Regions from separate parts of the Homo sapiens genome. Here region 2 is linked to region 1. Evidence: read pairs that join two places in POLR2A ChIA-PET (ENCODE). Cell type or tissue: OCI-LY7. All regions are shown on one strand. Each heading gives the region's core, and the rest is flanking DNA. Links, peaks and the distances in the headings are about the cores only.

Region 1 (13,772 bases), core at 5,761-13,760:
AGCCTAATTGGACAGCCAGGGAGACTGGGGACCAGAGACAGGCACTGACTAGCCCAGGGCTACCCAGGCAGTAGGCGGCAGAGCCAGGACTGAAACCCAGCATTCCTGACCCTGCTTAGAGGACCTCCCCTTTCCCCAGAGCAGCTCTGAGTGCAAAGGCTCTGTACACAGGACACAGTCGGAGGGTCATGCTCAGGGCCTGGTCAACCTGCCCAGCAGTGGGACCTGGCCAGATGAGTTCATCACATGCTTATCCTTGAGGGTCTCATAACCTTTCACCTTCACCTACAAGTGGGACAGGACTGGGTGAGTATATAAGGGAGGGAAGTGAAGTCCAAGCACAGGCTTGAACCCTTGATCCAAGGGCTGGGGCTGGACAAGTCATCTTCCAGCAGCTGGCTCTGCCTCCTGAGCCATGCTGGATGAAGTGAAGCAGGAGCCATGGCCACCGGAGGCTGGTTAAGTGGCAGGTGAGTTCCTGTTCCATCTGAGGCAGGCTGGATGCCCTGGCTAGACAGAAGACAAAATGTACTCTAGCACTTTCCTACTCAAAGCGTGGTCTGGGAACAGCAGCATCAGCATCACCTGGGAGCGGGTTAGAAATGCAGGACTTTGGGCTCCAGACTGGATTTACTGAATCAAAATCTGCATTTTAACAAGATCCCCAGGTGATTAAGTCTGAGAAACACCACTATAAATGCTTCAGTCCAAACACTCAGGTAGGGGCTGGGGTGAGACACAGCACCGGGGAACACCACCTTCTATTTGGCAGGAAAAAAAGGCAAAGCATGCCTTCTCGTGGCTGACTTGCTTCCCGTTGCAGACAGGCCCCTGAAGCCAGTGGTTTGAGGGGTGCGTAGGGAAGAGGCATGCTGGGAGTCAACTTATCTAGCTCCCTACCTTGACGCCAGGGCCAGCCCCCATGCAGCTTGGAGGAGGAGTATAGAAATTTCACTGATGACATATCCCCAACTGAAACAACTGAGAAGACCTAAAAATTCTTCATCGTGCCTAATCCAAATCTCTCTGCTAAGCTTATTAGGTGTCTTAAAATTAGGTAAAGTCATAGCGCAGGAAACGCACGCCATCTTGTTCAACCCTCACCCCGTTATACAGACTGGAAATTGAGGGCCTGCGGGAGTCTCCCAAGTCCCGCAGCAAGGTGGGTCTGCAGGCTCAGGCTTTTCCCACACTGCTGGTTCGGTTCTCACCCTGCCTTATCCAGCCCCAACTACCGCCCACAGCTCGCTCTGCCAACAAGTGGGAAATGCAGTCTACCAAGTGAACCCTCACTTCCCATCTGCCTGGGCAACTGTACCGGGACTGCTGCAAGGTGGTGAGCTCTAAGTCCCAAATACCAAATGGCAAGTGCTTCCGTGGGCGTTAGAGTTGGGAGGCTCCTGGAGAGGGAAGCTGGGAGGACTGCACCTCTGCTTTCTCAGGCCCAGGCCCTCTCAGGCAATCCCAACCTGGCTGACCATGGAGGCCGTGGCCTGGGAGCTGGCCTGGCCATGGATGCTGAACCCCGGGCCAGTGGGAGCCCCCAGTCCACCTCAGAAATATTCTAGGCAGAGGCCCTTCCCTGCTTTGCTTACCTGATGATTCCCTGATAATGAGATAAAGCAATACATCCTTCAAAACCCAGAGATGGTGATAAGGCAGCAGTCTTCCAGGAAGCCTTTGGAAAGAGAAGGCCTTTCCTTCTCTGGGATGATAAACACTAAGGTCTATGCAGGCCTGGAATTGCCAGGGGCTATCTTGCCACCCACAGAAATAACCTATTTGAAGATAAAGTCAGACCCGCACAATGGAGAAACAAAAGAGCATCCTCCTCAGGGTTCCCACAGCCTCTGGCCTTGTTCTAACTGCTGATTACAAGCTGATTCTCCATCACACTGGAAGCTGCCCGAAGGCCAGGCCTGGGTCTGATCCATATCTGGATCCCCAGTGCCCTGTCAGGCCAGCCCCAAGGAGGTGCTCTGGCCACTCTTCAGGCCCCCGGAGTTCCCTCCATGCAGGGCTGAGTGAAAGGTATGATGCACAAGAGGCCCATAAAGCTTTGGGAGACCCTCCATGCCCTTGCACAGGCACTTGGACTCCTGTGAGTTTGGCACCAACACCCTATTTTGATGGTGATACCGGGTCAAGGTCACTCAGCCAGATGCTGGCAAAGCTGAACCCAATTCAGGCCCAACCTTCAGGCCTGCATCTGCTCCGATGTTGCATGTCCCCAAGTTCCTTCTCTCTGCTCCCCACAACAAAGCAGGGGGCAGTGGTGGGGAGCTGGAAGGGGAAGGGGAGAAATGAATGATCTGTTTTCCTTCAGAGGGGTGGGTCAGGAGCAGGCATCTTCTACAGCAGGTAGAGTGGCAGCAGGACTTGGGTTTCTAGACCCAGCTCTGCCACCAACTCCCATGCTAAGTCTCCTCACCTCTCTGGGCTTCAGTTTCCCCATCTATGAAATGGGGGTAAGGAGGGTGAAGTCTGTGATCTCTGGCACCCACCCTCCTGAGGACTCCTGTCAGGGTATTTGGGACCTAGAGCTTACCATCTTGCAGTAGTTCTGGTACCGTTGCTCAGGCAGATGGGAAGTGAGGGTTCAGTTGGGCACCCCCAAAACACTGCCAGTCCTTGCCACCTGGCTGTCAGTACTTCCTCTGCCCCAGCTGTGGCTGGGAGGAGTCCAGCAGAAGCTGGTGGGGATGCCGATGCTGCAATCAGATGCCACCACATGCCACCACCTTCACACCCAGTCTGACTGTTCCTGACTCCTGGGTGGGGCCACCAGGGAGCCTCAGCATCCAGCCAAGTCCCTGCTCCTATCTGCCCCCTCACCACATCTGCACTCTCTCTGCACACTCCCACAGCACCAATGTCACTTTACTTGGCCATCCCACTGCCAGTGACGCATGGGTGCCAGGACTTGGTACCTGATTCATCTGTGGTAAGAGGGGCTCATAGAGGTTTACTGCATAGCTGAGCAAATCCATAAGCAAATCCAGAGCAGCCTCAGAGGCAGCTATAGGCCTGGATGCCCAAGTTAGACTGGGCTGCCTGGCAGGAGGCAAAACCAGCCCCATCACTGAGGACTGACCCCAGAGATGGGGGATGAGCCTCTTTTGCCCTCCCTAGGTACAAGTTTCTCCACCTATAAAGGGAACACAACCCTGCTACCTACAGATGTCTCTGTTTTATGGGGGCAGATGAGACAGGCTGTAGGGGAAGATTCCCAACAGAAGACTCAAATGGCTGCTCCCAGGCAGCACTTGCTTTACACACAGCTCATTTGCTCCTACCTTTGGGGAAGGCAGAGGGAGTAGAGCTGCCAGAGAGGCCCAGAGCAGCTCTTTTACCACCCGGAAAGCAATCCCCTTCTCCTGCGCCTATGTGGGGCTTCACCGTCCCACAGCACTCTCTGGGAAGGTAGGCAAGGGGAGAACTGGCAATCCTGTTTCACAGAGAAGGAAACTGAGGTGAGGTGAAGCCCAAAGAGGCAAAATCACTTGCTTGAGGTCAGGGTGTGGGAGCCAGGACTTAAAGAAGGTATTCAGGCTCCCAGTCCCTCATCATCTCTACAATGCTACGCTGTTGAGCGCTGGCCCCACCAAACACGCCAGCCCACACCTGGACTTCAGGAACATATCCTGGCAAAGGAGAGCTCCCTCCTCTGCCCATATCATGCTCAAAGTCTCATGTGGATGTTCTAGTGAGACTGGATTCCACCCCCGCAACCCATGTGCTTTCAAGCAGTTCTCAGACCCAGGGCCCAGCCCAGGGCTGGGGTGTTGAAGGGTGTCTGTGAGCACCTCTTTGCCCAATATCTGATATCAAAGTGACCAGGAAGGCCACACCTCGGGGCTGATGAAACCCAAGTTTTCAGGGCTTCCTCTCACATGCCTGAGGGCAGCAGTGTCTGAGCCCCAACCCCCTAAATCTGAGAAAGAGGGCCCTGGGCCAGCTCTGCCCTTGCCTGGCTCTGTGACCTCGGGCAAGTCACCTAACTCTAGCTTTGGTTTTCTTATCTATAGGATGAGGGTGATAATCCTCACCTCACAGGATTTTGGGGAACATTAAATTTTTTTTTTTTTTTTTTTTTTGAGACGGAGTCCCGATCTGTCGCCCAGGCTGGAGTGCAGTGGTGCGATCTCGACTCGCTGCAACCTCCGCCTCCAGGGTTCACTCCATTCTCCTGCCTCAGCCTCCCGAGTAGCTGGGACTACAGGCACCCGCCACAACGCCCGGCTAATTATTTGTATTTTTGGTAGAGATGGGGTTTCACCATGTTAGCCAGGATGGTCTCGATCTCCTGATCTCGTGATCCGCCCGCCTAGGCCTCCCAAAGTGCTGCGATTACAGGCATGAGCCACCACGCCCAGCCAGGAACATTAAATTTTAAAACGTTTAAGGCACATGTGGCATTTGTTAGGTGATTAAGTGGTGGCTACTGGCATTGCTCCTCCCATCTCCAGAGTGGGAAGGAGTATATGTAGTGAGCAAGCAGAGTTTTTCCAGAGGCTCATGGCCACAGGTCTGTGTTACAAGAAGAGGTCGCAGAGTGATGGTAGCGCAGAGGAGGCTCCAAGGAGGCCATGAGGCTTCGCCAGGGCCCTGAAGACAAGATCTAGGGGTCAAACAGGAGGAAAGTGCGCACTGTGGTTGGGGGAAACTGCTGGAACAAAGCCTTGCAGGGAGTTCTAATGAGGCAGACCCAAATACTCAAGAACCCAGAAAGGGGGGTGAGTGACTGCCTGAAATAGAAGCTGAGAATAAAGAAGTTGGAATGAGTAGTCAAAGGTGGCTTCCTGGGTGAGGTGGGTGGGGACAGAGCTAAGACCCAAGGCATAGAGCACATACAAGGTACTAAGCGCTAATACTAGCCCTGGGGAAACAGCAGTGAGCACAGCAGATGATGTCCTGCCTCAGAGGCAGCTATAGGCCTGGATGCCCAAGTCAGACTGGCTAAAGTTAAGTTAGGATGCTTAACTTCTGCTGAGGGAGAGATAAAACACCTACGTATTAATGTATGATGTAACATCAGGCAGCGACGAGAGCTATGAAGAAAAATAATTTGGGGCAATGAGATAGAGAGAGGGGCAGGAGGATCCCTGGCCTATGGAGAGGAGGCCCTGAGCGTACATGGCGAAGCACTGGTAGACAGAGACTGTGGGCAGCTCACGCCTCTCGAAAGCCCACACCGCGTCCTCCACCCACCTCACCTCCATACTGGCATCTGGCAGGGGACATGCCAACCTGGAGTCAGTGCCGAAAACAGGGGCCGAGAGTCAGGAGAACCTGGCCTCTAACTCGTAGGAAGTGGCCTGGATGAGTCACTTCCTATACAAGCTTCAGCTTCCTCATCTATACAGTGGGGCTAATACCTACCTCACCAGATTGTTGTGGGAATTAAATGAGATAATGTATAGCCAAGAGCTTCATAAAAAGTAAAGATCTCTATGAATGCTGATTAATTACCAAGTAAGCCTCGGTGTCCTCTCCTGTTTGATGGGTAAAATAATGCCTGCCCTGCCTAGGAACAGAGGCGTAGGCGACAGGCTAACTTAGGATTCAAACCCTGGCTCTGATTCTTACCTGCAATGAGACCTTGCAAATCACTCCCTGTCCCTGGGACTCAGTGTCCTCCTTAGCTTTAATCCAGGATTGTCATAAGGAATCTAAATAACTTAGGGAAAAGGGCCAGAATGTCTGGCATCAATGTGAGAGAGCCAGAAAGATGCCAGCTAAGAGAGGTGTGAACAGCCTCTTGGGCTCCTTGAGGCAGGGGTGGGGGTGGGGGTCACCCTGCCCACATCCCCAACCCCAAGGATGCCACACCTGGGCCCATCTGGACCTAATGTCTGCCCTGGGTCTAGGTGAGTGAGAAAGTCACCCCCAAGTTACCCCCAAAGAGCTGAGGACAAGTTGCACGGAGACAGAGAGAGCAAACAGTTTTTTAAGAGGTGCACAGTAACAGGTTGTATATTATGAGGAGAGGTAGCAGAGTGAGGGTCAGTACATATTGACCCCTAGCAGGCTCTTCCAGCCCCAGGGAGGTCTAGGAAGTCAGGCCAAGTGCCAAAGAGATGCCACTTCATCAAGGCTGGAGGTGAGCTCTCTTCCAGGCTCCTCCAGGCAGACACCTTTCAGCGGGAGTCCACACACATGATGATGAGAGGCCGGTCATGGCAAAGCTGCCATCTCTGGAGGGTCATGCCCACTGCTATTAGAATCCCAGGCCAGGGCTGGGCTCCCGTAAGCCTCACACAGGAAGCTGTCTCCACTTGGTGCCTCACCATGTGCTCAGCCAGAGACTCGTTCCCTCCAGGAAGGAGGGACTTCACTGCAGTGCCTCCAGGTAGAGTTCTATTGCTTCTAAGTCTAGTTTGGTCAGTCTTTTAGCACATGCATACCAGGCATCCACCAGGCACTGAGCACTGGCCTGCTAGAGACCAACCTGTTGACTCTTTCTCTGGAAAGTCTTCCTTCTCCTCCACCTGGGTTGGATTGACCGCATCCCTGCCTGTCCCATCTCACCCCTGTACTCAGCCCTTTCTCATTATGGGAAAAGGTATGTGTGTGCATTTGCAGGGACCATGTCTCATTCATCTGGGCCCTGGTGCTCAGCACAGGGTCAGGCGCAGAGAAGGTGCTCGATCGATGTTTGCTGAATGACTGAATGCTTGAGAGGACTGTGATGAATAAACAGGGCCTAGACAAAGATAGAAAAAAGTCCACCCACAGCTGACTGACCTGTGCCATGATGGAGGGTCAAGCAGAGCTTTCTGGGGAATCAGGAGGGAAAGGTCTTCTCCAGCTGGAGGGTGGTTAATGTCGGGGCAATGGTGGAAGGCCCCAGAGGAAGGGAGAGAGAAGGGTGGAACCCAAACACTAACATTCATACCAGTGCTTTCTAAGTACCCTTTACACCCCAGGCTCCACACCAGGAGGGGAGCTTCTAGACTCTGCTTCTCCTCTGCTTCTTGGGCATCTGCTAGAGGCTGAGTTCTGCTCCTGGGCTGCCCACCCAAGATATGGCTGGGAGACAAAGCTGCGAACAATTATACATAAAGGATCAGTCAGGACTAGGAATCCAGGGGAGGCCCCAACCCCCACAGGAGGGTGTTCTTAGGGATGCCTTCCAGGAGGAAGGTACAGGGGCAGGATCCCAGAAGGCATTGCAAAGGCCCGAAACAGAGAGAAGACAAGTTTGAGGAATTAACTGCAAGCAGTTTAGTCAGACTGCAGCACAGAGACTGTGAGTCTAGTTGGAAAAGTAGAGAAACAGGGAGGCATGAAGGACTGGGATGCTAGGTCTAGGAGTCCTGGCCTCTACCCTGAAGGCAGAGAAGACAGCCAGTCAGAGCTCACTCCCTCCACTGGTGCCTAAGAGCCCTAGGGCAGCTAGCTAGCTATAGAACTGGTCCCAAAACGCCAGTGAGTTCTTTTCTGAAAAGATTAACAATTCGCTTTAACGGTTCTGTTTTGCAAATGAGGTATCCTTAAAGCAGGGCCCACTGGGACATCTGGCCCAAAGGGGAAGCCAAACTACTGGAGAGCCAGCACACAGCTATGCTAGGTGTGCCAGGTGGGAAGTGGGCCATCAGGACCCTGCAGGCACTGTCAGTCCTCAGGGCCTGCTGCAGGGAGCCAGGCATCCTGAGCATCTGTAGACCTGCAGGGGCGCTAAGCCTCTTCCTCCCCTCTCTAGGTTTCCCCATTAGCACTAAATTAGGAAGCTGGGGTGGATTTGTTGAAATCTGAGTGCTGCTAACTTGGGCCACCTGTGCTCTGCTAGAATCCACAAATGAATTTTTATCCACAGAAGATCTCCCGAAAGGGAATATAAGCCCATCCTCGGGCTACTCCATACACCTGGGTTTTTGTGTATTCCGTTTTCATCAAGTAGAACTTTCACAAAGTTCCAAGAGGTAAGGCCAAGGAAGTGAGACTCTTAGAATGCCATGTTCCTGATACCGAACATGGATCTACATCCAGGACCCTGGACATGATTGCTGAGGACCCCAGGGGCCCACTTCCCCCACCCCACCCACTGTGACCAAGCACATTCAAAAAGTAGCTACTGCAGTGGAAGGGGCTGCCATGGCAACACTACTAGCTTGCGAGTAGGTCACCAAGGAATCTCCAAAATACGTCCCCATCACAATATATGGGCAAGCATGGGGAGACAGGTTCTTCTGGGGCACTTACCTTGGCCCCAAGTGGATGAGTGCACCATTTTCACAAGGAGAAGCTGAGGACAAGAATGAGGAGGTGGCTGACCTCAAGAGTCCCACAGCAGTTAGGGACAAGAATGGAATCGCATTTCTCCAGCAGGGATGTAAGGAAGCCAAGGGGGTCATCTCAACCAGTCCTCCTCACTGTGCAGATGAGAAGGCTGAGGCCCTAAGAGGCAGTGTTATACCCAAGGTCACATGGGAAGCAGAGGCAGGGCTTAGAATGGCTAATTCTGCTCTAATAAGAAAAGGAGTTTGTGTTTCCCATTTCTATTGATTTACCCAAAAGGTTCACAGGGTGTAGCCTGTCTGCATCTGCACCATAATCTGCACAGGTTCTTATGACACTTTTGCTCATTTCATAGATGAGGAGACTGAGGGTAAGGAAGGGTAGTGGCTTGCTGAGGCTGCGGAGCAGTTCGGTGGCCAAGCAGGAGCTGGACAGAGCCCAGGCCTGACTCCTACCCCTGGGCCCTGCCCATGAGGCCCTCAAATCAGCCAGCAGCTCCATACCAGGAGGCCCTCAAAGTGCTGGAGGCCAATAAACTAACTGCACCAGGCTCCTTTCCCATGAGCTCTCAAGTCTTCCTCCTGCTGCAGACACAGGTGAGCCACCACAGGCCTGGATCCAGCATCCTCTCTGTCTCTCTTGTCTCTGGCTCTCAGTACACCAAGACCTCAGCCTCAGTTGGTCACTCAGAGGCCCTGCAGTCAGTCTGCCTCTCCCATCCAAATCTCATGCCTCTATTTATGCTATTTCCTGTACCTGAATGTTCTTGCCTGTCTTGCTGATGTCTATTCATCTTTCCAGATCCGGACTGAATGTCACCTCTTCCAGGAAGACTTCCCTGACCTCAGGGTGATCAAGCTCCCCGGTCTCACCTCTTGGCAGTCTTTCCTGTCATTGCTCAGATCACTCTGCACAGTCATCTTGTGTACATCCCCCTGGTCTCACTTCCTCAAACGCAGGGACTGCAGCTGACACACAGAAGGTGCTCAATCAATAAAATGAAGGGTCCACACCCCAAGTCCCTTCCTCAGTGAAGCCTTCCTGGATGCCCTAGAGCAGGGTCTGCCACTCTCTACAGTGTTGGGGGCCTGCTGAATGTGTAACACAGGACAAATGACAAGGACTAACATGAATGTCACAAGTTCACAAACACTCACACTCAGGTTAACTCAAACCCTCCATCCTTGAGAATCTGAGAATTCTGACCCTATTTTCCAGATAGAAGGAGTGAGATCCCCAGAGAGGAAGTGAAGCCCCCAGCCACATCCCAGAAAAATGTCAGGCCTGGAACCCCAGCTCTCGGGCTTCTAATAAGCCCTGGGAAGCAGTAAGGGTGACCATTGAGACTGGCTCTGCCCACTTGCCACTCAGCCTTGGAGCCAGCTCCTTGCCAGACTGTGGGTACCTCCAGGGCAGGGAACAGCTACAACCCCAGCACCCAGTCCCTAGCACAGGTGGTTACAGGGACAGAGGAGGCCCAAGGAAGGCTCGAGGAATCACACTGAAGCTAAAAGCAGGGCTTCCTCCAAGAGGAATGGGGCAGTCCCACTAATGATTCCTTCGTTTAACAGATACTTACTAAGTACCTATTACCAGTGCCAGGCACTGTGCTAGATGTCACAGCACTGAGAAAGACAGACAAGGTTCCTGTTTCCAAGGGACTCATATTCTTTTTCTGTTTGTTCTTTTTGTTTTGTTTTGAGATGGAGTCTCGCTCTGTTACCCACGCTGGAGTGCAGTAGCACAACCTTGGCTCACTGTAACCTCCTCCTCCTGGGTTCAAGCGACTATCCTGCCTCAGCCTCCCAAGTAGCTGGGATTACAGGCACACACCACCACACCTGGCTAAATTTTTTTATTTTTAGTAGAGACAGGGGTTTTACCATGTCAGCCAGGCTGGTCTCGAACTCCTGACCTCAAGTGATCCTCCCACTTTGGCCTCCCAAAGTGCTGGGATTACAGGCGAAAGCCATGGCACGCGGCCGGCAAAGGGACTGATATTCTTACTGGGGAGACAATTGCTTAAACAGATAAGCACGCATGAAAATTTAGGTAGTGATAAAGGCTATAAAAATAAAAGAAGATGTGGTGATTGGAAGTGGCTCTCTAGATTGGAAGTGGCTCTCTAGATAGGGTGGCCAGGGAAGACCTCTGAGAGGAGATTGACTGTTGTAAAGCCAGCCATGCGAAGACCTGGGCAGACAGGCAGCATATGCAAAGGCGCTGAGGTAAGACTGAATTGGGAGTAATGCTGCAGGAACAGGAAGACCACCATGCGTCTGCAGCATGGTGGGTGACATACTAGGAGAGGAAGTCGTGATGGCAGTGGAGGCTGTTCACCTGGGGCTTACTTCATAGGCCAGGAGGAAGAGTTTGGAAAGTCTGAAGTGTGACTGAGTGTGGGTAGGGGGCAACTGGCATTCACCTGGCAGCCAAAGCTCTGGGGGATCTTAGTGCTCTAATCCACTAGGGCAGGCTTGGGGAGCTTCCTCAAAAAGTTTGAGAAGGGATGAGCTGCCACCCGCACCATGGAGACAACCTTCACTCATTCAGCAAACCACTGAGCACCTACAATGCACAGAGCCCTGCACTCAGCCCTTCACGGCCTTGCAACCCTTCTCTTGGCTTAAGGAGTCAGGCCACAGACTGGGAGATGGATCTGAGTTCTAGCCTGGCTTTGATAACCCTGGGAAAGTCCCTTCTTTCTGGAGACTCCAGTGATCCCATCTGTAACATGAGGGTTGGGCCCGATCCAGCACTAATTTTTACAACTCAAGTACTTGCTGTTGAATTTGAGGGCAGGAGGGTGGAGGTGGGGCAGGATTTCAACACTGACCATTGAGTCACTGAGCCTGTTAATACAACATTACTCTTGGCCCTCCTTTCTCAGCCTAGATGAGCCCTTGGTGACGCAGCCCCAAAGTGGCCTCTATTCAGCTGGGGAAGTGATGTAGGTGAGGGGGGAAGCCACACGGAATTGGAGAGGGAAGCATGAGAGTAATGTTCTCATTCTGACTTAGGACTAGGTTAGGTGACTGTCAACCCTCAGTTCCCAGTTACCCCCAACAATCTAGCCACTTAGTTTCAAGCAGATCCACAGTGATGTGGAACTCCATCCTCACCCACCCCAGCCTGTTGCAGTCCTCAACAGCTGTCAGAAAGGACTCCTCTGCTACATCAAAACTTGCACCCATCATCCCACTCCTATTCCTGGCCTCACTCTTTGGAGCCGCACACAACAAATCAGCTCAAAATTTTACTGGGACCACCAACATCTCATGCTAGGTCCTGTGCTGAACCCTGAGGACACAGGCAGGTGTCAGAGGGCTCTTCTGAACGAAGAGCCCCCAATCCAAAGGCAAGGATAAAGAATAGGATATATATCCCTCCTGTCCTGATGAACTCTGCAAACTCCACGTCTGGCACAGGACAGCCCTCCAAGGATTAGGAAATATCAACACAGACTCCCGCTTCCCCCAGCATGCACCCACCTACCCATACTCCCACAGCTGGCCTTTTTTTTTGGCCAAGAAACCAGATGCCAAGGTATCTATTTCAATCTCTCACCCGTCACAGGACTTCCCTTCACAGAATCCATGGTCTCTACTTGAATACTGTCACTGACGGGCTGTTCACCAGCTCACAACAGTGGGACCTTACCCACAGAGGCAAACTAGGCCACTGGGGAGTATCTTCAAGGACCAAGGATCTAGAAGGCAGGTCTAATGGAGATGCCCAGATAACAAAATGTGCTTCAGTGCCCTCCCCTACTCCACCCAATCTTTCACCAAAGTAGATCCCAGAAAGCTGAACTGACTGGTTTGCATTTCATACCAGCCCTTCCTACATTCCATGATGTAAATCCTTGCACCCAGTTTAAAAAAAAAAAAGTTTTCAAGATCTGATAACAACATGGGGAAATGTTCCTGACATGATATTAAGTGGCTTGGTTAAAACCATTCGCTAGAGTACAAGTTCTCCTAAGGAACAAACTCTAAGTCAAAAACATGACAGCCAGGGTCACTGCCTCCTGGAAGACACAGCTCCCAGCCTGTGGATGGCAGAGCCGACGGAATGGGGTCTCCAGGAAGCACTACCACAGAGAACATCCCTATCCCACTGCCCAGTGCAAAAACATTTTTAACAGCATGAACAAGGGCAAGTCCATTCATCCATTGATGTCCCTAAGGACATCAAAGGACACAGGGAACAGAAAAGGACTCAAGTGAGAGAAGGGGCTGTCAGAGGCTACTGGCTGGATACATGGGGCAGCTCAAGCTGCTCGCCCCCGAGACAGGGCAGCAGCTGGGTTCCTCTTCAAGGGCTACGAGCAGCACCCACACCAAGAGGGGCAGATAACCACAGCGATAATCACACAAGAAGCAATGCCAATGCCTAGGTCACAGTTAAAGTGTGGTACAGCTGCAGGGTGGGTTATTGCAACCACTAGGACATTGTAAGTGATTCTGATTAACAGAAGGGAAACCTCGATGTTACATTAAGGGGGAGAAAACAAGATTCATAACTATATCTACAGCATGTCCTCAATTGTATCTATGCAATGTGTATAAAGAAAATGATCAAGAGATATACTAAAATGCTAATAGGAAGGTATCTTTGGATAGTCGATTTACCAGAAATTTTTTTCATTTGTCTATATTTTCAAAAATTCCATAATTAGCAAGCTTTATTTTTGTAACAAAGGTGGGCGGTGTAGGCGACCGTTAGTTACTAAAGAAAAATCCATGTCAGAGAGGCTCAGCAAACAGAATACAGACTTAGAAAGAGGGAGAGGGGCTTCATGCAAGACACACACGCAGACCAGGACAGCTGTGATGACTTCCCAGGGTCTACCGGATTTGTACTTGAATCCAGGGGTCAAGGCATCAGCTAAGGAAAACTTAGGCATGCTTCCTCCCACTTCAGTTTCTCCAGCTCTAGGTAAGGGAGGTGGGGGTTGGAAGAGTTGCTATTCCTCGCTTGGGAAAAGCTGCGGGGGGTGCGGGGCGGGGGTTGATTTCAACTCTGCGCGATTCACTGAGGACCTCAGTTCTACCTTGGAGGACATGCAGGGTCCTCTCCGCTGCCTTCTAAGCATGCCAGGCTCAAGAGTTGCTGCTATGTGGGCTCCAGAGCCTGGGCGAGAGGATGGATGTGGGACAGAGGACAGGGCAGACACACCTGTTCCAGTCGGGCATGTTCCCCGTCTGGTGGCTGTCTCAGGAGACGGCAAAACCCATACCATCCTGCCCATCCAGTCTATCACTGCCAAAGCTCGCTCTACCTGGTGAAGGGAGAGGGGAGGGAAGTGCCAGGGGTCACCAGCCGCAGTGGGGGCTGGGGAGGAGTTCTCGAATATCCCTAATAACTAAGAATGGTGGGTGGTACCGCTCCCACCTCACGGATGAGGGAAACAAGCTGGGGGGCGGGTGGAAAGCGATGTAACAGAGGTCGTAAAAATTGATGAGTGCCACAGTGGAGAATGAACGTGGACTCATCAGTACCCACCAGCCTGCCACAGGGCCCTTTCC
Region 2 (16,111 bases), core at 3,697-11,696, 660 kb before region 1:
GAAAAGAGTTCCTGTAATCCCAGCACTTTGGGAGGCCGAGGCGGGCGGATCACGAGGTCAGGAGATGGAGACAATCCTGGCTAACACGGTGACACCCCGTCTCTACTAAAAATACAAAAAATTAGCCGGGTGTGGTGGCGGGTGCCTGTAGTCCCAGCTACTCGGGAGGCTGAGGCAGGAGAATGGCCTGAACCTGGGAGGCAGAGGTTGCAGTGAATGGAGATCTTGCCACTGCACTCCAGCCTGGGCGACAGAGTGAGACTCCGTCTCAAAAAAAAAAAAAAGAAAAGAAAAGAAAAGAGTTAAGGAGCCATTAATACTTCCTAGGAGCTAGTAAGGAAAAGTCACCAAGAAGACAGCATGCAAGTAGGGCCTTAAAAGATAGAAGTTCAACAGAAAAAGGAGGAAAGGCTATTAAAATCCGAGAAAGAAATAGCAATGGCCAACTCACAGGCATAAACATAAGAATTTTGGGAAATGCATACATTTCAGTTTAGCTAGGTGGGGGTTTGGGGGTGGCCTCATTACCACTGGTTGGAGGTAAAAGTCCCAACTCTCCACTTGGCCTTGTCTGACACCATCCCACCTGAGAAGGGAAGGGCACCTCTTTGCCACCAGGTACAGGTGAAATTCCATGTTTTACATGTGGTGGGCTGACAAGTGTGAGGGGCAAGTATTAGGAGAGGGCCTTGTTACTGTCCATTGAGGATGAAAGTCTAAGCTTCCCCCTGTGTATTCTCTGACATGAACCCAGAAATGGAGAAAGGAAGTTGAGTGGTCTCATTAGAACCTGGCCTTTGCTGGTGGGGGTGGGGGTTGGGTTGTAGTTTTTTTCCCGTGGTACTTATCTGGAGTAGAGACATTATCATCTAAAAATGTTCTGTCTTGCAAAGCTGCTGCTTTCCTAGTCCTTTGACTAGACAGAGCAGGCTTTTCCTAGGGCTTTAAAAAAAAAATGCTGTGCCCATTGGCATTTCTGGGTTGCCAGCTTCTCCAGTACCCAATCTGGGATATATAAAAGAAAACCCAGGGAACTCATTTCTGTGTATTCCTTGGGTTCCAGATCCTTAGGTGGTCTGCCTTCTTGTCACCTTTCAGATTCTTCTTACATTTGTTTTATGTATAATGTTTTACATATAGTGTCCAGGGTTTTTAGCTGCACCTAACTGAAGGAATAGGGAAAAGTAAATATACTCTTTCTATAAGTGGTAGTCTGAGGTCAATTGATTTGTTACAAAGCTGCCAAGGCAATGCTCTGTGAAAGCCACCATTAAAAGAATGCAACAGTGGGCAACAAACTGGGAGAAAAATACTTGTAGAACACTTATCAGACATAAGACTTGTATCTAAGTAAGAAAACAACCCCATTTTAAAATAGGCAAAAGACGCTTCACCGAAGAGGATATACAGATGGGAATAAGCACAAGAAAACATACTGAACATGATTAGCCATAAGAGAAATGCAAAGTAAAATGACAGTGTCACAGCTGGGTGCAGAGACTGTCTCCAGATGCTGAGACAGGAGACATCTCCAGATGCTGGGCTCACTTGAGCCCAGGGTTTCGAGGCTGTAGTGTGCCGTGCTTGCGTCTGTGAATAGCCACTGCACTCCACCCTGGGCAATATGGTGAGACCCCGTCTCTTAAATCAAATAAAATCATGATACAATACCACTACCCACCTAATAGAATGGCTGAAATAAAATACATTGACAACACCAGCTCCTGGTGAGGATGCAGAGCAACTGGAACTCTCATACATGACTGATAGGAATGCAAAATAGTATGGCCACTCTAGAAAGCAGTTTGGCATTTTCTTGTAAACTTTCAAACAGTTACTATATGACTCAGCAATAACATTCGTACACATTTTGCCTAGAGAAATGAAAAATTTCACATGAAAACATGCATGAGTGTTTAGAACAGTTTTGTTCTTATTCACCAAAAACTGGAAATAACCAAATGTCTTTCAGTGAGTGAATAAGTAAACTGTGGTACATTTATACAATGGAATACTACTGAGCAATAAAAAAGAGGTAAGATACACACAAGAAGTTGGGTGAATCTCAAAGGCATTATTCTGAGTAAAAGAAGCCAATATCCAAAGGTTACATACTATATGATTCCATTTGTATGACATTCTCCAAAAGGTACAAATATCACAACAGCATACAGATCAATGGCTGCCAAGGGTTTGGAGTTGGGGGAGGGTGATGGAACTGCTTTGTATTTTGATTGTAGTGGTAGTTACAAAAACTTTGTTAAAATTTATAGAACTGCCGGGCACAGTGGCTCACTCCTGTAATCACAACACTTTGAGATGCCGAGTCGGGAGGATCATGAGGTGAGGAGTTTGAGACCAGCCTGGCCAACGTAGCGAAACCCCGCCTCTACTAAAAATACAAAAAAACAGCCAGGCGTGGTGGCGGGCACCTGTGATCCCAGCAACTCAGGAGGCTGAGGCAGGAGAATAGCATGAACCCGCGAGGCGGAGCTTGCAGTGAGCCGAGATCACGCCACTGCACTCCAGCCTGGGCGACAGAGTGAGACTCCGTCTCAAAAAAAAAAAAAAAAAAATCTATACCATGAAAAGTATGTGATGCTGTATGTAATATTTTAGAATTTATTTACTGTTTTTATTTATATTGCTAAGAGTCATCCATATTGTCGCATGTTGCTATGGTTCATTTATTTTAACTGTTGTTTCTCCATTGTGTGAATTTATCCATTTTTTCACCCATTCTCCCATTGATGAACATTTTATTGTTTTTGTTCATGTGAACAGTTTGCTCTGAATATTCTTGTTCATGCCGCCTATTGAAATTATGAATTTCTCTAAGTCATTTGAACCCAAGACTTAGAGAAATTGTTGGGTCAACTTTTGTCCTAAAGTTAAATATTCATGTGTTCAACTTTAGGAGAAAATGCCAGGCCATTTTCAAATGTTAGACATAATATTTGATACTGTGAGAATGAGAATAAGAGTGTAAAAGTGGAAGCATGGAGATCAATCTTTGGGATGCTCCCACTGCACTCTGCTCTTTGTCCAAGAGACTTGGCCAAATTCCCTCTTTTTTAGAAGCCTCACCTCCTCCCACACCAGGCACAATCAGTTTTCCTCCTGTAGGTTCCCAAGGCACCTGTTTCATGCCATACTTTAGGTAATTATCAGACTGTATTGAGATAATAATTCCTTCTAGCAGGTAGGAAGCTTCTAGAAGGCATAGGCCAAGATTCTTTGTATTCTCCATGCCCAGGACCTAGATGAGCACAATAAATATTTCAGTAAATGAACGTTCTTCCTCAAATCTATACCCCCACTTTCCCAGTATCAGATAATGAATGAAATTTATTCTTTCTTTAATAATATAGAATATAATTGCTTGTTTCCATGGTAGTTGCCAATGCCAAAGCTCCTTGAAGGAAGGAACTACACCCCTTTTTTATTATATCCAGCCTTTAATATAGTGCTTGGCAAATTGTAGATTCTTGAAAAGCGTATTGAATATGTTTAATAAATTGAAACTTGCAGCATTTTAAGAGTGTTTATTCACAGCCTGGGCAACATAGTGAGACTCCATCTCTATAAAAACATTTTTTAAAAATTAGCCAGGTGTGGTGGCATGTATCCATAGTCCTAGCTACTTGGGACTGAGGCAGGAGGATTGCTTCAGCTAAGGAATTTGAGGTTACAGTGAGCCATGATCATGCCACTGCACTCCAGCCTAGGTGAAAAAGTGAAAACCTGTCTCAAAGAAAAAAAAAAGTGTTTATTCTGAATGTCAGTTACCATGGTCCAATGCTGGAGATAAAATGTAGAAGATTTAGCTACTTATAAATATGCCATGATGACCGTAGAACATATCCATGCATGTGGCTTAAAAAACAAAAATAAAACAATTCTTGGATATCAAAGGGTGAGATTTCATTTATATTATATAAAGTTCAAAAGCAGTTGAAAATAATCTATAGTGATAGAGGTCTGAATAGTAAATACCTTTAGGGAGCGACCTATAGAACACGTGGGAGCCTACTAGGATGCTATCAATCTTCTATATTTTGATCTGAGTAGGGGCTATATGTATAGATATTGCATATGTGAAAGTTTATTAGGCTGTACGTAAATGATTTATGTGCTTTATATAGATTGTATCTCAATAAAAGTAAAAAGCACTATAATGGTGGATTCGTGGCATTATACATTTGTCATAACCCATAGAATGGACAACACCAAGAGTGAACCCTGGTGTAAATGATGGGCTTTCAGTGACTGATGCTATGTCAGTGTAAGTTTATTGATTGTAGCAAGCACACCGCTTTGGTGCAGGATGTTGATAGTGAGGGAGGTTGTGCATGTATGGGGATGGGATATACACAATATCCCCAATTTTGCTATGAACTTAAAATTTCTCTAAAAAATCAAGTTGATTAATTTTTTAAAAAGTGAAAATTAAAACAGGGCAGGCATGGTGGCTCATGTCTGTAATCCCAGCAGTTTGGGAGGCTGAGGCAGGAGGATCACCTGAGCCCAGGAATCCGAGACCAGCTTGGGCAACATGACAAAACCCTGTCTCTACTATATATATATATATATATATATATAAAATTATCCAAGTTTGATGGCATGCACCCATGGTCCCAGATACTTAGGAAGCTGAAGCAGAAGGATCACTTGAGCCCAGGAGGTGGAGGCTGAAATGAGACATCCTTGTTTATGCCACTGCACTCCAGCCTCAAAAAAAAAAAGAGAGAGAAAAGAAAACAAAAAGCCCACCTATACCAATTAGGCTTTGTTTTTCTTTTGGTGACAAACATGAACAAATGAATGAAATGGCTTAAACAATGGATTAGTTGGACATGGTGATGCGCACCTCTAGTCCTAGATACTCAGGAGGCTACAGCAGGAGGATGGCTTGAGCCCAGGAATTTGAGCTTACAGTGAGCTATGTTGTGTTTGGATGACAGAGTGAGACCCTGTCTCTTAAAAAAAAAAAAAAAAAAAGAATGTTTGTTGTTCACTAACTGAAAAGTTGTGGGGTAGTTTTGGCTTCAGGCATTACTGATCTAGGGATTCAAACAGAGCCAGTCTTAGTATCTCCTCATCTCTGAGCTCTGCTATCTGTGTTCGCTTCATACTCAGGTTCCATCTGTTGGTTCCCAGCAGCCCCAGGTTTACATCATCCACCCTGCTTACAGCCTCAGCAGAAAAGAGCACCTGCCATCTCATGAACAGTCTTACCAAAATCTCCTTGCTCTGTTGCTATGGGCTCTATCTGGGTCACATGCCCATCCCTGAACTGTAGACAGGAGCATGTAATGCCCTGATTTGCCAGGTGTGAACCACATGTTACTCTGGGGAGAGAGGAAGCGATGTGGGTAAAGTCAGTTATTCCCGAAAAACATGGAGTGAGTGCGAAGGCGGGCTTGGTTTCCCTTAGGAAAATTGGGGTACTGCTGTCAGAGGAAGGTGAAAGAATTCTGCAGAGTAAAATCACGGTCGCTCACTGAAATACACCATGGAAATGTGTAATAAGAGTCACTCAAACGTTCATACCCTTCTATGGGGCTCAAAATACACTACCCCAAAATATGGCATCTTGGCATATTGAATATTTAAGCTAAAGGAGTTTGAGAAAATGACTGATGCAGGAAGATCTCTCTGACCTCCTCCCACCCTTCTCCCCGAAGCAGGTCTTAGGAACCTCTTAGCACTTGTGAGAGGTGCTATCCCTAACATCCTTTTCTCCAAGATAGAGGGGCACCAAGAAGAATCTGAGCAAACAGGCCTTGCTAAGTTTCCCCCAGCTTATTAACCTTAGCTTATACCCACTTTGTCCTATCATATTTTTCCACAACTTTCCACTCTTCATCAAACCTCGCATGTAAGTGCTTAGGTTTAGCAATTTATTTGGGTCTTTATTTCCTTATGATGGTTCCTATATCATGTAAAATTTACATTAAATAGATTTGAATGCTTTTCTTTTGTTAATCTGTCTTTTGTTACCAGGACTTCAGAACTTAGAAGGGTAGAAGGAAAAGATGTTTTTCCTCTGCTGTACCTTTGATATAGGATTCCTATTTGTGGGAATAATCCAAAAGATGGAAAGAATTATATTTACAGGGATTTGAATTTCAATGCTATCAAAAACTTGAAGACAACCTAATTATCTTGCAATAGAAGAGTATTTACCTATCCCAAGCATCTACTCACTATGGAGTCATTTTAAATGAACGTTACAAATAATTGACATCAAGAAAAATGCTTATAATAAGTGGAAAAGCATATGCATGTGAATATAAAAACAAAATGGAAGAGGCCGGGTGCAGTGGCTCACACCTGTAATCCCAACACTTTGGGAGGCCGAGGCGGGTGATCACGAGGTCAGGAGTTTGAGACCAGCCTGACCAACGTGGTGAAACCCTGTCTCTACTAAAAATACAAAAATTAGGTGGGCGTGCTGGCATGTGCCTGTAATCCCAGCTACTCAGGAGACTGAGGCAGAAGAATCACTTGAACTGGGGAGGCAGAGGTTACAGTGAGCCGAGATCATGCCACTGCACTCCAGCCTTGGCAACAGAGTGAGACTCTGTCTCAAAAAAAAAAAAAAAAAAAAAAAGGAAGAAAACATGTCCAAACATTAACATATTAGGGTAGTGGAGCTATGGATGATTCTTTTTTCTTTTCTCTATTTCCAACTTTCCTTTTAGGTATTTATATTATCATTATAATGTCAAAATATATTTTGTAAAACTCTATCTTATTAAGAATATTTCATTCTCCTAAATATGGAGTAGAGCCAAAATAAAGAAACTGTGACATCAGTCAACTAATGATTCTGGCTAAGGATATAGAACTTCAGAGCTAGAAAAAACCTCAGAGATATTCCACTTTAACTGCCCCATCTTATATAAGAGAAGTCTGAGACCCAGAAAGGTGAAGCAATTTGTTCTAAGTCATACAGGAACCAGGAAGCAGGTCTCCTGATTTTCAGGCTAATATTTTCTTCCACTGATTGAGGCAGTCAATTAAGTTTTAGAATTTTGTGAGATTGCTTTCCTGAAAACGCATCCTGAGGTTCAAGTTGATATCCATTCTTTCATTACTAATTCAGATTAAACCAGCTATTATTGCTTTTGTTAGGAAAGTGATGTTTTACAAATAATATTTAAAACTAATATCATGGCCATTTAGGTCCTTCTCCTTCACATCCTTGCACATCTTTCTTTATAAGCAATTTACTGAATAAATGCAGAGGAAGTCCAGATCTGGCTAAATTAAGTGAACCAATGTAAAGTCTCTTCACTTTTCAGCTTCCTCATTTATTCAAAGAATGAGCACCAGGCCCCATTCCATGCCAGGCCCTGGAGATATGAAGATGAATAAGGAACAAACTTTAGGCCAGGCAAGGTGGCTCACACCTGTAATCCCAACACTTTGGCTGACTGAGACAGGAGGATTCCTTGAGCTCAAGAGTTCCAAGACCAGCCTGGGCAACATAGTGAGACCCTGTCTCTACAAAAAAATCAAAAATCGAGGCTGGGCGCAGTGGCTCACGCCTGTAATCCCAGCACTTTGGGAGGCCAAGGCGGGTGGATCACCTGAGGTCAGGAGTTTGAGACCAGCCTGGCCAACATGGTGAAACCCCATCGAATAATAAAAAAAATTAGCTGGGCATGGGGCCATGTGCCTTAGTCCCAGCTGCTCGGGAGGCTGAGGCAGGAGAATCACTGGAACCTGGGAAGTGGAGGTTGCAATGAGCTGAGATCATGCCACTGCACTCCAGCCTGGGCAACAAAGCGAGACTCCATCTCAAAAAATATATATATGTATCAAAAATTATCTGGGCATGGTGGTACACACATGCAGTCCTAGCTACTCAAGAGGCTGAGGCAGGTGGATCACTTGAGCCTGGAAGGTCAAGGGTGCAGTGAGCTGTGATTGTACCACTGCACTCCAGCCTGGGTGCCAGAGCAAGACCCTGTCTCTAAAAAAGACTAAAAAGGTACAACCTTTATTCTTCTGGAGCTCGTAGTTGAGTGGGGAAGATGGGATGGGAAGATAGACATGCAGATAGCTGTATACATTATAGAAGAAGGTAATAACACAGGATGTTCCTAAAGGTACTGTGCTATGAGAGTAGGGGAAAAAAAAAAGAAGGATTCTTTCCATCACAGAAGGCTTCATAGCAGAGGTGGCATTTGGGCTAGACCTCATAAAGTGAACAGCATTTCACCAGGCAGAGTAGTGAGGAGAGAGTATCAAAGATAGCAAGGCAGAGAAACTAGGAAAAGCAAAGGCAGGCATGAAGACATAAAAAAAAGTACTCATAGAATGGCAACCTTGAAAAGCAAGATGAGGGATGTTAGACTCTTAGTGGTCCTCAACTGGGAGTACTTGTCAGAATAACTTGCAGAGCTCTATTAAATTTTGGAAGATTGTGACGTACATCCTTGAATAAAAACCTTAGATGGCTACTGAGATCTTGTCTATGCCCTAAAACTTTTTGGATCTATGTTTACCATAGTACCACCAGACTTAGTAACACAAGTTATTACCATTTAATCCATACTGGAACCCAAGTGGCAAAAACACTGCCTGTACTCTGGATGGTGAATTGACACTGATGAATGGCTTGATCATTAGAAAACCAAAGGGGATTGCAAATGAAAATAGAAATAAAGACATAGTCTCACACACTGAGTTTTCCCCAGTTCATTTTTGGGAAAAAAAAAAGCCCCTTTTTTAAATGTTCACCCAAGTGCTAAGATGCCTCAGGTGAGGAGCTGATGATAATCAGTAATTATCCAAGGTGAAATTCAAGATACTTTATAAAGATGGAAATAATAACCCTGTCAGAAATGGAAATCAGCTATCATGGGGTAGGGGGCTATAAATCCAAGCATAATATCCAACTTGTCTTCACCTCAGAGAGTTTCCAGCTGTTGATGGTGTTCTGCTGTGATTTGCCAGAGATGAAGTGCATTTTTAAAACTCTGCTCCAGCCAGCTAAATGGAAAGGCTTGGAGCCATACTCTCTTTCAAGAAGTGTTGAGCACTTGTGAAGTCTGCAGAGAAATGGTAGAAGGTGTCCACTTTCTTGTCAGTTCCAATTAAGATCTTTTCTTTGCAACCCCAGAGTTGAGCAGTATTTTCTAAGTGAGCTAATGGAAGATCACGTCAGGTCTTTGTCAAATTGAAAGGACACTTGTTGAGATGCTATGGGCTTTAAACTTACCGCTGCAAGGCCAGTAGTTCAAATACAAGCCTTGCTGAAGGCAGAGGTAATAAAGGAACACACGCTTATGGAGAGCCCAGGGAGTATATGTGTCAAGAAATAATTATGGGAAGGAAATGGTCCAAATAATGCTTGAATGAGTATTTGCATGCACACACACACATACATTCTGTGCTGAAACATACAAGGCAATCAGTAGTAATGGCAGTTATCTCACCAGATCATAATTAGATTGGAGACTCCTTGGGAGCAAGGACTGAGGCTTTTTGAGCTCTGAATCCCCTAGCAGTGTTGAACTGATGATTGGCCTGCTGAATTTGAGAAGACAGTGGTATGGGCATGTGGCAATGTCTTCCTGCAGTCCCACTAGATTGCCTACAGTGCCTCAAACAGGCCTTGCACCTTCACACCCTGCCCTGTGGCTGTACCCCTCTGATTACTCCTCTGCCTAGAATGCCATCCCTTCTTGCACCTCTGTGCCTTTCAAAATCTGTCAAAATCCTTTTTGCTCTTCATAATCCATCTCACTGTCTTTTGAAAATAATTCTCCAAGCACAAGGGGGAGCAGAGAATGTTCTTGGAAGTCAGAGAAATCTAGATTTGAATCCCAATTCTACCTCTTTGAAGCTCTTAAACAAATTACCTCTTTGTGCCTCAGTTTCTTCCAGGTGGGTTATGGGGAAAATTTATTTATTTATTTATTTATTTATTTATTTATTTATTTAAGAGATGGGGTTCTGCTGTATTGCCCCGGCTGGTCTCAAGTGCCTGAGCTCAAGCAATCCGCCCACCTCGGCCTCCCAAAGGGCTGGGATTACAGATGTGAGTCACTGCACCTGGCCGGTTTTAGGGAAGATTTAATGTGATAAAATATGTAAACTACCTAGCTCAGTGACTGGCACAGGATAGATTATCAATGCATGATTGTTAGGCTTATTCATCTTCCTCTGTGAAATCTCAGTGCTTAATAACTGTTAATTTCCTCTGCCTATACATCCTTTAACATCCCTCTTAGGTTCCTTCACCTACTCCACCACCCCCTTATCAGCTATTGCCCTCTTCTCTGTTCCATAATGCCTTGTTTATGCCTCTTTTCTAGCACTATATGCTGACTTGTGCTGTAACTCATTGTGTTACCCTCCCCCATAAGCTGAAAACACCTCAAGGCACTATCTCCAACAACTAGCAGAGGGACTAGTTTAGGAGAGACATTCCGTAAATGGTTTTCTAACTGAAATGTAACATCTAATCCAGCTTTCCAGAAGATAAAGTGAGCATGCAACATGTCTTCTCCCAGCAAGTGCTGAATGGTCTAAGTAGCAAAGAGAAAATTTCCCTGCAATTAAGTGTTTCAGAGTTGATTGCTGTCCATTCAGCCCAAGTAAGCAGAGCCTCAATTTCCAGATGTTTTTGTTTCTCCCACTTCCAGCCTAGCCAGGCCAGAGAAGCATTCCCATAAGTGTAACCCAATATGTGCTTTTTGATGATCTGATTAGAGTGTGAAATATTTTCTTTGGAGTAAATGCACAAGAGTGAGGTTTTTCTCTGTTTTTGCAAGGGACAGAAGGTGAGGGAGTGAGAAAAATCGAAGCCAGAGGAAAATCTATCATACCCCAAGAGATGAAGAGCACATAAAGCCAACACAACAGATATTGTCCTGGGTCAAATCTTCAAAGCCTGGGCCATAAATGACTATACACTCTTGAACTGACCATAGGAAAAGAAACAGAAGCAAAAGCAAAACAAAAGTTTCCTAGAAGCCGTTCTTTGCAATGATATCTGTACCATTAAAGAACCTAAAGCAACCTAAACATCAATCCAACTGAACAAACATTTTCTGAACTACTAAATGCAGGGTACTGGAGTTATGGATATGTTGGTGAAGCTGGACTTCTAACCTTAGTCCATTGGTCTATCTATTTGATTACCTTCTTTCTTGTTTTCTTTCTTTTTCTTTCTTCCTTTCCTTTCCTTTTCTCTCTTTCTTTCCTTTTTCTCTCCTTTCTTTCTTTCTTTCCTTTCTTTCCTTCTTTCTTCCTTCCTTCCCTCCTTCCTCCCCTTCCTTCCCTTCCCTTCCCTTCTCTTCCCTTCCCTTCCCTTCCCTTCCCCTCTCTCCCTCCCTCCCTCCCTCCCTTCCTTCCTTCCTTCCTTCTTTCCTTTTCTTTCTTTCTTTCTTGACAGGGTCTTGCTCTGTCACCCAGTCTAGAGTGCAGTGGTACCATCTCAGCTCACTGCAACCTTCACCTCCTAGGCCAAGCAATCCTCCCACCTTAGCCTCCCCAGTAACAGGATTACAGGTGCACACCACCACGCCTGGCTAATTTTTGTATTTTTTGTAGAGGCAGGATTTCATCATGTTGCCCAGGCTGGTCTCGAACTTCTGTACTCAAGCGATCCGCCCACCTCGACCTCCCAAAGTGTTGGGATTATAGGTGTGGGCCACCACATCCAGGCTTCAATTACTTGTGAACTCAGTGTTCACCTAAGAAAACAGAACTACAATGAATTAATGCATAAGGAATTTATTATAGGAATTCAAACTAATAGAGTTGTGGGTGCAGCTGGGGAAGTGCCACTAGGAACTTGGAGGGAGGCAGGGATCGATGGAGTCACTGAAGAAGTCAATCCTAGCAGCCAAGCACACTCAAGAGGTTGTAAAGGGGCTGCAGAGGAGGAGCTGATGGAGACGTCTGCAGAAGGCTGTGGGTCCACTGCAACTGTCTGGTGCTAGGTTTGGAGCTACTGTTAGTCAACAGGGTCAGCAGTCAGGAAGAGCTGGATACGGAGTGGAGGAGAGTGAACCTGCTGGTGCCTCCTCGCCTATTGCTGTAACAAACCCCCATGATCTTCAGAGAGCGATGGCTGCCAATTCACTTCTGCCTCCAGATCTCAAGCAACTATCACTCTTTTTTTTTTTTTTTTTTAGACGGAGTCTTGCTCTGTTGCCCAGGCTGGAGTGCAATGGCGTGATCTTGGCTCACTGCAACCTCCGCCTCCCGGGTTCAAGCAATTCTTCCGCCTCAGCCTCCCAAGTAGCTGGGATTATAGGCACGTGTCATCACATCTGGCTAATTTTTGTATTTTTACTAGAGACAGGGTTTCACCATGTTGGCCAGGCTGGTCTTGAACTCCTGACCTTGTGATCCCGCCCACCTCGGCCTCCTAAAGTGCTGGGATTACAGGCATGAGCCACCACGCCTGGCTGCAACTGTCACTCTTAACCGACTTTAACCAAGAACCATACAGTTGCAGTTTAACCAAGCTGACACACATAAATTTTCTCCATAACCATAAAGTGATTTCTGTCTTCTCCCAGTTTCCTACAGTGGAAAAAAAATTGGACTTAGAAGTCTAACAGTGCTGGGCTCTAATTCTGGGTCTGCACCTCTGTAGCTGTCTGACCTCAGGGAAATGACCATTTCTGTGCCTTAATGAATCTGGAGCCCTTCCTCTGTGCTATCATAGTCCCCATGTGCTGCTTTCTGTTGTGTATATATTTCATTTTATTCTCATTATCTATTTATGTGTCTATTTCCTCCATTAGACCTTAAGCTCAAGCACATGGGTCATATCTGATTCCTCTCTATATTTATGATGCCTAACAATGTCTGGCACAGAGTAGATGCCCAGTAGATGTTTGCTGAGAAAATTAGTCCTTGAAACAGAGAAGCTCATCAGACTATCAAGCTGGTAGTAGAACCCAGTACTAACATATTAAGGCAGTGAGACCCATCTCTGTGTCTGTCACACTCTCGGCACCCTGCAAAATCAGGCCCCAGACACCCTCACCTCATCCACAGCTCATATCTTAAACCATTCACCACATTTCACTTTCGAACCTGTTTTAATTATCCTGATTCCTGAATCCTGAGCTTGACCTCTGTTTATGACCTGCTATCACCTCTTAGACCATCAAATGTTCAGGCTTCTGGCTATCTTATTTGAATTTTCATTTTTCCCATCTGATTAAATACTTTCTCTTTCTTGGCATATTTCTTACCCCATACCCTAGGTTCTCAGGTCAGAGACTATGAAAGTCCCTGCCCTCGGGGAGTACTCAAACTGGTGAACAACAGACAAGGCGACCAGCAATTCCAGGATGGTGTGGTAAGAGATCTGGTTGAAATAAGTTTAGGGTACTATGGAAGTATAGAAAGAATGAAGAGCACCTAAACTTAGAAAGAGAAGGGTAATTGTCAAAAGGAAGTGTGGATTGATCTGAGTAATGAGAAACTGCATAGGGGATTCCCAGGCAGAGAAAGGGAGAATATGCATTGTAGACAGAGACCAGCAATGCAGAGGTATGAAGACAGGAGAGATCAGGGTGTGGCACCGCAGGTGGGTTGGTGTGGTGAGAAGAGTGTGAACGTGCCGTTGAGAAGTGGGGGGAAATGAACAAATGTCAGGTGGTGGATGGCTTGAGTTCCAAGCTAATGAACTTAGACCTGACACTGTAGGACAGAGGTGGTAAATTATCAGGATTTGGCCCAGAGATGTGCTTTGTTTGCCCCACATAATTTTTTTACATTTGCTTTGCCAGTGTTTTAAAACCGGGAGGTTTTACATAAAATTCTGGATTTCCAGCTTCTGTGGAAAAATCAGGTGATCTGGCCACACTAGGCTGTCATTCATTGCTTGTCCTTCTTAAGTGCCGTATGTGTTTTGTAACTCGCTAGTCTCCACCGCACCTCTTTGTCCTCATACCCCTGCACTCTTGTTTTTCTTTAGGGGGAGAAACATTTCTCACTACCAGTATCTCTGTGAAAAGTAAAGAGTTGAAGGTTAGAGCCAGGCATTTCAGAAAATGGGGAACAGCATGTTTCTTTGTGGAAATAAAGAAACAAAGTATATCCATTAAAACACTGCAACTTTCTCTTAAACCAGTTCTCTTCACTTGTTTATGTTACCTACAGGATTTACTATATAAAGAATAATAACTTCACCGGGCCACCTTACTTTCATAAAACTTGTGATGCTCACAGACCGTCAAGCAGGAATGTGCTGGGTGTTCTAGTCTTAAAGAAGGTGTAAGAGACATGTACGTCTCTGGCCAGAGATTGTCAAAGAGAGGCAAACACTGATTCTCAGAGCCTCAAATAAGTGATGAATCAAGTAGAAAGAAATTGGGAGGGCACAAAAAAGAGCTTGTTGGGGGCCACAGGCAGCTAATGCAGCCAGTGACAGCAGAGAGGAAATGCAGCATAACCTCCAACTCCAGGATCTAGGGCCTAAAGGCCAGAGCCACTCCCTGTAATGATGCAGAACTGGCCCAGCTTCTCAGTAAGAGGGTTGCTGGGTCCTTCAGTCTCGCCCCTGCTTCCCCTTGCCCCACCCTCACATCCTGGGACTGCACCGCACTTCCACTAATCTGAACCCTCCTGCCCTCTCAGAGTCTCGAACTGCTGCTTCTGAGCTCCATGTAGCTGGTGAAAGGAGGCTGCCTTGGGCTCTGTGGGGGCCTCCTGTCTTCATTGATGATTCTCTGCAGCTCAGCTCCTCTCCCCATGTAACTGATCCCAGTCCTCTGGTTCTGTCAGTGCCTCTGCTGTGTACATTATGACATGTGTGAGCTCCCAGCTAGGTGGGAACCCTGAGTGAGGTGTGAGCTTCCTCCCAAGCCACTGAAGTTGGCTTTCTGCAGTAAGCCAGACACTTGGGCGCTGCTGGTCTTAGAAACAGTGCTTTCACTACATGGTCAGGGAGAAGGGATTCCCTAAGTCTTCAAATTGATCTCTCTGCTCCTCCATCTTTTCCCACCTCAATTCTGCTTGTACCCGTGGAATTACTATACATTAGAACATAATGCTAAATATGTCATGCTTCTGATCAAAAGTCTTGGGCAGCTCCTCATTTCCTACCAAATTCAAACCAAATTATCTGCCCTGGCATGTTGGACCTGTCCCAGGCTGACCCCAAAATGCTATTTTCTAGGCTTATCTCCCACTATAAATAACAAATGCTGCCAGGCATGGTGGCTCATGCCTGTAATCCCAGTATTTTGGGAGGTCGAGGCGGGTGGACCACCTGAGGTCAGGAGTTCAAGACCAGCCTGGTCAACATGGTGAAACCCCACCTCTACTAAAAATACAAAAATCAGCTGGGTGTGGTGGCGCGGGCCTGTAATCCCAGCTACTCGGGAGGCTGAGGCAGGAGAATCACTTGAACCCAAGAGGCGGAAGTTGCAGTGAGCCGAGATTGCGCCACTGCATTCCAACCTGGGCAACAGAGTGAGGCTCCATCTAAACAAACAACAACAACAACAACAAAATGCTCCAGCCAAAATTTCATTTGGCCTTCTCTGCAAGCAAGAAGGTTTCTTGCCTTGGTTCCTTTCTTCCTTCATGCCCATTTCCAGCTGTCCAAAGCCTACCCATTCTACAAACTTCATCTCAAGCCACCTCTCAAAACTCCTAATGGTTCTAGTCACATGTCACTCTTGCTTGAGGTACCTGCCATACATTGTTCTCCTTGTTTAACCCTGGGTATAGTCTATTTCTTTTTTTAATTATGGCCACACATCTTAGCCTTTTTGCAAGGCTGAGCTTAGACAAAAGGGGTTATGTATTTGCCTGTGTCACCATGCTTGGACAGGGCCTGGTGAATGCAAGATGCTCAGAAATATTTCCTTGAATTGTGTTCATTCTTCCTGCCATATTTTTTGGTGGATTCAAAAAAAAATCTACCTTCCTGGTACCTCTCATGTAATCCTCAACTCTTCACAAAGGAATGGCTCTTAACTGTCATTTTGTCCAGTCTTGCATTTGATGATAGGCAGCTCTTCCTGACATCCCTGCCAAGGAAGGATGCCAAGTAATTTCCCACTAGAGCAGATGGAAAAGTAGTAAGACCCATCCAGGTGAGACTAAATACCTGGGC

Evidence for each region. ChIA-PET counts read pairs that join two places held together with the same protein. Peaks named below come from ENCODE experiments on the same cell type or tissue, not always from the same donor. Only the 100,000 strongest peaks of a DNase experiment are listed, where the experiment ranks them.
Region 2: POLR2A ChIA-PET joins it to region 1 with 5 read pairs; 2 of 35 experiments call an interaction of 5 or more read pairs at or near these places.

The regions. Positions count from the first base shown.
Region 1 is chr11:75,769,159-75,782,930 of GRCh38, reverse strand. The region is part of intron 1 of DGAT2 (diacylglycerol O-acyltransferase 2); the gene reads right to left. Among named protein-coding and RNA genes, the nearest start is that of DGAT2, 7.3 kb to the right of the region's middle. RefSeq lists enhancers at 953-1,519, 9,076-9,305, 9,446-9,595 and a silencer at 5,783-6,071. In OCI-LY7, for the core only: a CTCF peak has its summit at 7,688; DNase peaks (open chromatin) are centred at 7,640, 9,160, 10,500 and 13,430; H3K4me3 peaks cover 1,872 bases; H3K27ac peaks cover 2,115 bases.
Region 2 is chr11:76,421,989-76,438,099 of GRCh38, reverse strand. EMSY-DT (EMSY divergent transcript) reads left to right here. Exons shown (of 2, transcript NR_186348.1): 2 at 2,274-4,175. Among named protein-coding and RNA genes, the nearest start is that of EMSY-DT, 15 kb to the left of the region's middle. RefSeq lists an enhancer at 13,231-13,320. In OCI-LY7, for the core only: no CTCF peak of the experiment used is centred there; no DNase peak of the experiment used is centred there.